2 separate regions of the Homo sapiens genome follow, and region 1 is linked to region 2. Evidence: read pairs that join two places in POLR2A ChIA-PET (ENCODE). Cell type or tissue: GM12878. All regions are shown on one strand. Links, peaks and the distances in the headings refer to the core of each region. The heading gives the core; the rest is flanking DNA.

Region 1 (5,389 bases), core at 275-5,274, 110 kb before region 2:
ATCCATGGAACTTGATGACAACTTGATAATAAGTTGGATACAGGGAGTGAGGATAATGGCAGTGCCATAGATGATAGTATGGAGCCTGGAGAAGTTGAATGTCTTCCCATTGGTCTTAGTATACACTTGGGAGTCTTGAGCCTTGACTATAAAACCCTATGATAGCTGACCCTGACTCCTGTTCTAGCCCCATTTGCTGCTACTGTTCCCATAATTCACACTGACTTCTCAGTTCCCAGAACGCACTAAGCTACTTCCCAACTCAAAGCCTCCAAATGCTATCTTCACACTATTTAATCCAGTTGTCATGATTTATTTAATGTGTCTCTCTCCCCCACGAGATGATAAGCCCAATGAGGGAAGAGTCCATGCTTGACCTGCTCACTGCCTATCCCAAGAGAGTAGCACAATGCATGGCACGTAGCAAGCAGCTGATGCTCTTTGTTGAATAAACAGATTCTACAACCTGGAATGCTGTTTCTCTCTCTGCTTTCCTTGCTATCTGGTTCACTACAAAGTACACCCCAGCTTCACCTTATGTGAGCATCCTCAGGGATGCCCTTTCTGACTCATCTCTTATATTCTGTGACAGACTAGTCAGGAAGAAAATTTCTTTTATTGGACAAAGTAATTTCCCTTTCAAGCATGGTGAATTTGAGGCAATAATTAGATATTATGGGACTATCCCACATATCCAACATGATTAGGACTGCAAATGAAGATTTGAGAACCAGCTGCATCCAGCTATGAGTTAATGTTTTCTAACAGAGAAGAGATGGTCAGAGATAAAACAAATGCCCATGTTGAGATGGAAAGAAACCATTTTAATAATGAAAGAATGTTTAAGCTGTTCAGTATTTTAGAGAGGAAAAGATAAAAAGTTCTGGAAGGATCATTTGACTTGATGAATAGGTCACTACAGGGTCCAGTTTTTGCAAAATGATGGGAACAAAAGTTGGGTTGCAGATTGTTAATAAGAGCAGCATGTATAGACTCTTTTTTAAGAAGTTTAATGTTAAAAATTGAGAGAAATGAGTCATGAACTAAAGAATTGACAGTTCAGTCAATTAAGGTTTTCCAAAATATGGCAGAACTACGCAGTTTCAGGGGAAAAAATACCTATTACAGCGGCGAAGGCTGAAGTCAGTTGAACTTTTTGACCACTCACTTCTTCTAGGATATACTATCTCCTTGATTTTTACCACACTACACTATCTCTCCTCTTCTCCCATTTTCCCTCTTTCTTCTCTTTCTTTTATCCTCCCTTTCCACTCCTTTCCAAGACAAGTAAGTGCTGTCCAACTGGTAGCACTAGCCATGTAGCTACTGAGTGCCTAAAATGTATATAGTCTGAATTACAATGTGCTCTAAGTGTGATGAACCCACCAGATTTCTAAAGCTAGGTGAGATAAAGTAAAATATCCTATTAATTTTTTACATTATTACATGTTGAAATGACAATATTTTTGATATATTAAATTAAATAAATATTATTAAAATTAATTTCACATTTTTATTATTTTTTAATTAGGTTACTAGAACATAGTAAATTACATATGTAGCTTACATTGTAGTTCTATTGGACAGCACTGCTCTAGATTTTCTTATCTATACATTCTCCCTAGGCTTCAGACACCACCTCTAAATAATTGATATGCAAATACATATCTTCACATGAAACACATTCAGACATCATTGCTATGCCTCAAACCTTCTAGACATCTTCTTTTAGAAGTCTCAGGAACAGGCAATGTGGCTCACACCTGTAATCCCAGGGCTTTGGGAGGCTGAGGTGGGAGGATCACTTGGGGCCAGAAGTTCCAGATCAGCCTGGGCAACATAGTGAGATCCAGTTTCTTAAAAAATATTTTTTATAATTAGCTGAGCATGGTGATGTGCACCTAGCTACTTGGGAGGCTGAGGTGGGAGGATTGCTTAAGCCCAGGAGTTGAAGGTAAAAGTGAGCTATTATCATACCTCTGCAATCCAGCCTGGGCGACAGAACAAAACACTGTCTCTGGAAAAAAAAAAAAAAATGTACCTCATACTCAGCATGTGTGAAATCAAACTTACTTCCTGCTGTCCTCTTTCTTCAAACCTAATCCTGTTCCATGGTCCAGTCTATGTGAGTGTCATCAACAGCCTCTTGCATAAGCCAGAATTTTAGACCCTTCTTTGAACTCCTGAGCTCAGACAATCTGCCCACCTCGGCCTCCCAAAGTGCTGGGATTACAGGCTGAGCCACTGCGCCTGGCCCAGATTTTTTACAAAATGAGAATCTAATTATGTCAGCCTTCTTTATCAAAACCTTCCATGGGTTCTCATTGCTCTTAGAATAAAGACCCAAATTATTAATATTGTTTACAATACCATGTATTATCTCTTCCCTGTTCACCTCTCTTGCACAATTTTCCCCAACTCTCTTTGCCTAACTGACCCTCTTGCAGTACCTTGAACTTGCCATGTTCCCTCCAGAAATAAAGCCTTTATTATATAGGTTCTCCTCACAACTCACTCACTCTACCCTTCCCTGGTAACTTCTCTTCAGTCTCCAGATTTCAGCTCAGTTATCACTTCTTCAAGGAAATCTTTCTGTTAAGCACCCCCCGCAACCCAACTGTGACTCACCATAAGTAATAATGGTGATGGTGAGAACATTTAGCATTTATCAAGCACTTAGTATGTAATAGGCTCTTTTCTAGTGCTTTACACATAATAATGTAGTAAATTTTTAAAACTATCTTTTTTAGTCTCCATTTTTGGAACACAATTCATTATAATATACATTATTCTATGAGAAAATTAAAGCTCAGACAGGTTAAGTAATTTTCCCAAGAGCAGCTAGAAAGTGATAGAGCTAAGATTCAAAATTAGGCATCCTGATTCCAGAGTTCATGGGGTTAACTGCTACATTATATGATCTTTTCAGACTAGGCTACACCTCTTTATTACAAGTTTTAGATCTCCAGGGATCTTCATAATAGAGAAGGTGTAATTCCACAGCATTTGGGTGACTGGTTAATGTCTTTCTCTTATACCTTGCCCCAAATTCTTTAAGGGGAGGTGCAGATACCACATCTACCTTTGTTTATTGCTTAATCATGGTGCCTAGAATTGTGGCTGGCATAAAGTAGACATGTAATATATTTGGGGGAAAGGATACAAAATAAATGTATGCGTATATGAAAGAAGAAAGAACGAAGGGAAAGAAGGAAAGAAAAAAGTGAAAGAAAGTGGGTTCCATGTCTCTAGTTATGAATTTCTCTACTGAGCACAGCTTGGTCTACCACATTCTATCTTGGTTCCTACATTTACCTTAGGAAATCTGACTTTTACTCTGCCTATAATAAAATCAGACATCCTTTCTGGTATGTACCTAATGAGTTTAGAACTTCTCCTGAGCAATTACTTGATTATGAATAGCTGATTCATTTAATATTTATTTCAGGCAGAAAATATCAAAATTGTATCACCATTGAGTAATTTACCCATCACATAATTATGAATACCAAGTTCTCTAATACATCCTACATCCAGCAAGACTGGAGACTACTTTTCATTCCTCTAAAACTTCATGGGCTTTTATGCCTCTGGTATATTGCTTGTTATTCCATTTCCAACCCTTCTTTGCTGAGAAAATGTCTATGTATCTTTCAAGGTCAAGATTAAATGTCATCTCCCAGTCTTACACAGATGCTAAGCTTAATTGTAGGATATTTTGATGTGATTATACTATTAAAGATATGGCTACAATCTTGTTATTAAGGTTGGACTCTCCCCTGAAGAGTTGGCCATTCCTAGTGTCAATTACACAGGGGAAGAGCTAAGCCCTAAACAACAAAAAGGAGTGAGTCTCCTGCCTGCTCATCTGTCCCTCAGACTCTTGGAAATGGATCTCTGGAGCTGAGCTATGCCAGATGACTAGGAAAAGGCAGCATCTGTCTTTCAGAGGTAGATGTGGAGATGGGTAAGGAGGTCTCACTATAGTGAACCATAAGCACAAGATGAGCAACTCAGTCATATAAATCAGATTATCACGATCAGCAGCTTTCATACTATTAATATTTCAACACCCTGACCTGTCACAATTGGTTATGAGATGTATCACAACTAAAGTGTTACTAATAATAAAGTTCCATAGTTGAAATATGACTAACTTTTTAAAAAGTAAGTAGAGTGGGCCAAGCGTGGTGGCTCACACCTGTAATCCCAGCTCTTAGGGAGCCCGAGGCGGGTGGATCACGACGTCAGGAGATCAAGACCATCCTGTCCAATCTGGTGAAACCCTGTCTCTACCAAAAAATACAAAAATTAGCCAGGTGTGGTGGTGCACGCCTGTAGTCCCAGCTACTCGGTAGGCTGAGGCAGGAGAACTGCTTGAACCCGGGAAAAGGAGGTTGCAGTGAGCTGAGATAGCACCACTGCACACCAGCCTGGCGACAGAGCGAGACTCCATCTCCAGGAGGAAAAAAAGTAAGTAGAGTGGATTCCAGATTACTTCAATGATAACTTCCTCACTGCTCTGCAAAACAATATGCTCTCTTTGGGAGAAAATGAAGAAGAATCAGAGCCAGCTAGCTAGCTAGCTAGCTAACGGGCGATTGTTCAAAACCTGGGGGGCACATGGGAGTATGTCATAAAGTCATGTCACCTGCCAGCTTGCCAGCTTTCTAAGTAGGGTGAAAGGATTAAGTAAGAACTGTTCTAGGCCGGGCGCGGTGGCTCATGCCTGTAATCCCAGCACATTGGGAGGCTGAGGCGGACAGATCACGAGGTCAGATCAAGACCATCCTGGCCAACACGGTGAAACCCCTTCTCTACTAAAAAAAAAAAAATACAAAAAATTAGCCGGTGATGGCAGGCTGTAGCCAGTGGTGGTGGGTGCCTGTAGTCCCAGCTACTCGGGAGGCTGAGGGAGGAGAATGGCGTGAACCCAGGAGGCGGAGCTTGCAGTGAGCCGAGATCGTGCCACTGCACTCCAGCCTGGGTGACAGAGAGAGACTCCGTCTCAAAATAATAATAATAGTAAATAATAATAATAAATAATAAAAGAAGAAGAAGAACTGCTCTTCTAGTTGTATATTACTGAATTTTGTTTCCAGTGGTTATCTCTTAGATCTAGTAAATAATCCTTCCTACTCTTCTCTGCTACAGGGGATCATCCGGGCCAGAGTGAATGTGAATGGAAGAGCAGTGCCTTCTTGTGGTCACCATGGTTTGGGCAGCAGTTGTGACTACTTCCCCAAGGGGAAAACAAGTATCTGGGAAAAGGTTTGGGGGTTATAAGGCCCATGACTCCTTTCACATGGAGATTTGCTCTCTACTGCAAAATTAAAAGTGTTATTATGGAAAATGAAATTATTTTTACAGAAAGATTTTCTTAACTCCC
Region 2 (5,389 bases), core at 76-5,075:
CATGCCACCACACCTGGCTAACTTTTGTATTTTTAGCAGAGACTAAACAGGGTTTCACCATGTTGGCCAGGCTGGTCTCAAACTCCTGGTCGCAAGTGATCTGCCTGCCTTGGCCTCCCAAAGTGTTGGGATTGCAGGTGTGAGCCACGGCACCCAGCCCAGACTACCTTTTGCTCAGCACTTGGCTCTGTGGGGGTGAGCAAAAACTTCAACCCTCCACACCTCAATTTTCTCAGGCATGCAATGAGAATAACTTCCTCGGGGTTATTTCAGATATTGACTAAGTTAACTTAAGTAATGTTAGAACACTGTCTGGCACCCTCAGTGTTGGGTATTAGCACTAGCTGGTGTGAAGAGAGATGGAGCATATAAATGTAAATTTAAGTTTACAAAGAGATAAATAATTTGACTGTTATGTGAGAGTCAGGTGAGAGTTACAGATACCAAATATACCTGGGTTTAAAGAGAGGTGTGACTGTTATGGGTGGCAGTGTTGTGGCCCACAGGGGCAGACTCTCAGGGTGAGGATACTTGAGCAGGGCCAGGAAATGAATTATTTTGTTCACCTTTGATGTGGCCCACATTCAAATGCTTCACAAGTACAACGTTCTCAGCTAAGCTAAGGTGGTCTTCGATACGCACTTGACCACAACGGAAAAAAAAAAAAAAAAACAAAGAATGAAAAAGTTAAACAACAGGTGGGAAGTCAATGCTGAATAAAAAATTAAGATACGCAAAAGTTAACATGTTATTTCCTTCCTAAATAAAACACATGTGCATACAAAAATACATGTATAATATTCTGATATATTTATAAATACCTATCCTTGAATTGTTTTTCACTTTTCCAGCCAAATTCCCTCATCAAATTACTGAATTTTCCTAGCTTAAAAATTATTATTTTTGATTTTGACTAGAGAAAGTGAAAGGCAATTTACTGCCACATCTATCTATATTACATAAACATACATGCTCATATATACTTTCCACTGGGAAGGGAAGAATCATGATATGAAAATGACTAAACTCTTTCTCTCTGACTGATCTAGTCTCCTCTTCTTCCTACCTTTAAAGTGCTGAACAGTCATTTGCCCAGCTTTCTATGTATCAAATATCTGATTGTTTGTTTTAATGTCTTCAGTGCGGCTTTAACTGATTTCCTGAATACCTAATGTCCACATAACACTTAAAAGCTTGTAAAACTCTTTCCCATATGTTATTTTATTGACTTCCCACAGTAATTTTTGGAGGTACACATTACTCATTCTCTTTTACAGAGGAGTTAAGAGTAGAGTCTGTGTGACGTCCCCTAAATCACACAGCTATGACCGGTCTGAAATATGGGCTCAGGTTGTATGGGAATACTACCAAAGATTTCAGAAATGATCATTATGCATTCACGGGTCCTCTGGTGCCTGGTTATAAAGTAAAAGGGTGAACAATTCAGATTTATATTTGAATCTCTGTCTATAAAGTTTTTTTGTGTTACAGCCACTTGTCTTACTTTTATTTCATTTTTGTTTTTTTTTTTTTTCTTCTATCTGAAAGAAAGCTAGAGAGTTATTTCCCCTCACAAGCTTCAAAAACCTGCCAGGCAGAGACTGATTCCCACAACCCCTCTCTGTGGTCTGGGCTTCAGGGAACAAGAAGTAGAGTGGCGGACCACATTCTTCCTCTAGTAGCAGAGACACACTGGACCACTGGGTCCTGGGAAACTTTTCCCAGGGACTGTCTTTATTGCTCCACTCTCACGACAATAACACACACTCAAACAAGCACTCACGTAACCCTGTATACAGCTGCATCAGCACCCAGAAAACGTGGCCTAATGTAGCAAAGGTAATTCCTACCGTAAAGTCCTTTAGCAGAAATGGTTCACGATGGGCCTGTAACAATGTAAGGAGTTTTTACAAAGAGCCAGGGGTAGGGCACAGGGAGAGGGTGGGGAAGGGCCATTAGGGGAGATGTAAGCGGGACACTCAAGATGGACCAGGAACTTATTTGAAAGCGGTAGTTAACAACCAGAAGGGAGAAGAATTTCACCCAACCCAGGAAATAGGAACCCGTGGCCTAACGACCCCTTGGGAATCCTGTGTCTTTAGCGGAAGGCGTGAGAAAAAAGGAGTAAAGTGAAGTATAACTGAAGCTTCAGGAATTAGAGAAAATGGAAAGGGTGCATGTAGGAAGGAAAAGAAAGACAAGGTGGAGGTTAAAGGCAAGTTGCAGGTTTTAGTGGCATGGTGATTAATTTTATGTCAACATGGTGGGGCCATAGTGCCCAGATATGTGGTCAAACGTTATTCTGGATGTTTCTGTAAGAGTGTTTTGGGTGAGACTAACATTTAAATAAGTGGACTTTGAGGAAAGCAGTTTGCCCTTTATAAAGTGGGTGGGCCTCATCCAGTCAGTGGATGTTCTAAATAGAACAAAAGACTGACCTTCCTGAGCAAGAGAGAATTCTGGCAGCAGGCATGAACTGCAGATTTGGGACTTGCCAGTCTCTATATTCACCAATTCCTTAAATAAAGCTATATACAGACATACACACATGCATCCTATTGGTTCTGTTTCTCTGGAAAACCCTAACTATCACAAGCAGGCTGTGGTCATCAAGCTACATAGGGAGGGATATGAAGCTGGTGAACAAAAAACAGGGATATAGCAGGAAGCCAAACTGCGGCTCTATTAGGCAGGCATTTGAACACTGACCTTGCTCTTGGCCTCATCTTAATTTCCCACCATTAGTTTCCCTTTGTCAACTTTTCTTATTTTCAATTGAATTCATCTCACTATATTTTATGCATTATTATATATGTCACCTTAAGTCCTTTCTGGGACAAATTAGAAGTATAAATAAATAGATTATTATCATCTGGAGCAATTATGTAAGACTAGATTTAGATTCTCTACAAATAAAGAAGAGACATGAATTACACAAATCTAAGAAAAAATGATGAAGAGATATAGATGATAAATGACATAAAATTTAAAAGATGTGCAGTAGAAATCCAAGGGTGTATGCAAGGGAAAGTAGTTTAGTCATAGGATAGAAAGTATTGAGATTAATCAAGAGGCTAAAACATCAAACCACAGAGATATAAGCAAGCAGCAAAAACTCTTCATTTAAAAAAAAAAGGTTTACAAATCAGAGAAAATGGATTTTGTGTTAGTATGCCCACCTAAATTTTTTGAACATTATATAATTAAAATATTTTCTGATGGGAGAAAATTAAAAGGTTCAAGAATGAAGATGTACGAGGTCATGAAAACATAATGCTGTGTTCTCTTTGTACGTATATACAAAGACTATAGAGTAAGACTTCTTACTCTAAAAAAATTCTGAACTAATAAAAATTCAGGTGTACTTTTGCCCTATGTCAATAAGATGAGTTGATGGGATTTCTGACTTTACCTAAGATTATAGCAAAGCACTAATAAGTTGAAGAACAATCAGCAGTTAACTTAGACTTTCACACCACAAAAGCAGAGTAAGAATGAGAGGACTCCACCCCAGCTACCCACACAAGAACCGGGCCAGGGTAAAATCAAACTCTGTTGTGGCCTGAGACACAGGGTTTGATTTTTACCCTGGCCAAGTTCTTGTGTGGGTATCTGGGGTGGAGCTACCCACACAATAGGAACAACATTGAGAGGAAGCCCAAAGATTTTTCAGGGAGAAGCATTCTTCAACTTGTTACCCATTTTTCCTAAACAGAAAGTGTCTTCAGTCTCATGCTTTTGCTTATCCCTGTGGTATTTACACCAATCAGACCATGAAGAGATGATGCTGTGGTGGCAGCACAAAAAAACTGTGTTGGAGTTTTGAAGCATTGATAGCATTTCCTTCAAGTTGTCACTAAAATATAATTTGAAGAAAATAAGGTAGACCTGTAAAAACCAGAATATGCTTTTCTTTTAGTGTCTTTCTATACAAACAGAAATATACCCAAGTTCCTCTGGAACTCACGAGATATCTTCATGATTGAGCCAGAGGGCTGCTGTGTTTAGAAAACATAACCCTAGACACAGTGATCATTGATTTAAATGTAACTTCTAAACTCTCAAGCAAAAACTTGAAAAAGGTCACACATCTGGACCATTGTCCAGCACCCACTTTATAAAATACCTTCCCCTGTACCTTGAGGTGTACAAAATCTGTGACTTAGTTTGCATTTTATAAACAATAGTTTTACTTATTATTAACATAGACAGAAAAGACATTTGGGCACCATGTATAAAGTTCTATGAATCTTTAAGAACGATTGGAACCTGTTAAAGAATACTTTTCTCAGAACATATCTTACTTCTTAAAGTTAAAACTAGTTAGATGATAACGTGTATTTAATTCAGCTCAACAGTGAGGTCAAAAACAGGAAGAGGTCTTTAAGAACAGCGGTAATGTAATGGCAACACATGATAAAAATTAATGTAACAGAATGGAAAGTTTTTTCTAATAAGAAGCATCTATATGATAAAAATATGCACAATTAAAATGTTTTGAGGGCTTAAAAATCCATGGCCTTTACTCTTTAATATTTTTATTAATCTAATAAATAAAATCAGTTAAACAATCAAATAGTAGTAAAAGGTTATGACAAAACCCAGCAATTCCCTTTCCATTTCTATTCACCTCAGCCCTGCTGCCCAAAAGCAACAACTTTTAAATCTTTTTGATCTGTCTATTTACCTCTGTATTTCTAAGTTTAATCTCTTATCTGTTCTATTATATATTCATTAGAAGCCTGCCTATCTGTGGTCTCTTTACTTATTTTTTCTCTTTCTCTTATATTTTCCTCAAATATCTGATGACCCTGGCTATCTATTATTCTTTCTAATGTTTTCTCATTGATTCAAGTAATTTTGTTTGCTCTTATTTTTATTATAAGTTCTAGGGTACATGTGCACAACGTGCAGGTTTATTACATAGGTATACATGCGCCGTGTTGGTTTTGCTGCACCCATCAACTTATAATTTACATTAGGTATTTCTCCTAATGCTATCCCTCCCCCAGCCCACTACCTCCCAACAGGCCCCGGTGCGTGACGTTCCCCTCCCTGTGTCCAGGTGTTCTCATTGTTCAACTCCCACCTATGAGTGAGAACATGCAGTGTTTGGTTTTCTGTCCTTGTGATGTTTTGCTGAGAATGATGGTTTCCAGCTTCATCCATGTCCCTGTAAAGGACATGAACTCATTCTTTTTTATGGCTGCATAGTATTCCATGGTGTGTATGTGCCACATTTTCTTTATCCATTCTATCATTGAGGGACATTTGGGTTGGTTCCAAGTCTTTGCTATTGTGAATAGTGCCACAATAAACATACATGTGCATGTGTCTTTATAGTAGCATGATTTATAATCCTTTGGGTATATACCCAGTAATGAGATTG

What was found. ChIA-PET counts read pairs that join two places held together with the same protein. Peaks named below come from ENCODE experiments on the same cell type or tissue, not always from the same donor. Only the 100,000 strongest peaks of a DNase experiment are listed, where the experiment ranks them.
Region 1: POLR2A ChIA-PET joins it to region 2 with 6 read pairs; 4 of 35 experiments call an interaction of 5 or more read pairs at or near these places.

Annotation. Positions count from the first base shown.
Region 1 is chr3:98,452,541-98,457,929 of GRCh38, forward strand. No RefSeq gene overlaps it. Among named protein-coding and RNA genes, the nearest start is that of OR5K1, 8.0 kb to the right of the region's middle. In GM12878, for the core only: no CTCF peak of the experiment used is centred there; no DNase peak of the experiment used is centred there.
Region 2 is chr3:98,564,296-98,569,684 of GRCh38, forward strand. No RefSeq gene overlaps it. Among named protein-coding and RNA genes, the nearest start is that of CPOX, 27 kb to the right of the region's middle. In GM12878, for the core only: no CTCF peak of the experiment used is centred there; no DNase peak of the experiment used is centred there; H3K4me3 peaks cover 2,073 bases; H3K27ac peaks cover 4,708 bases.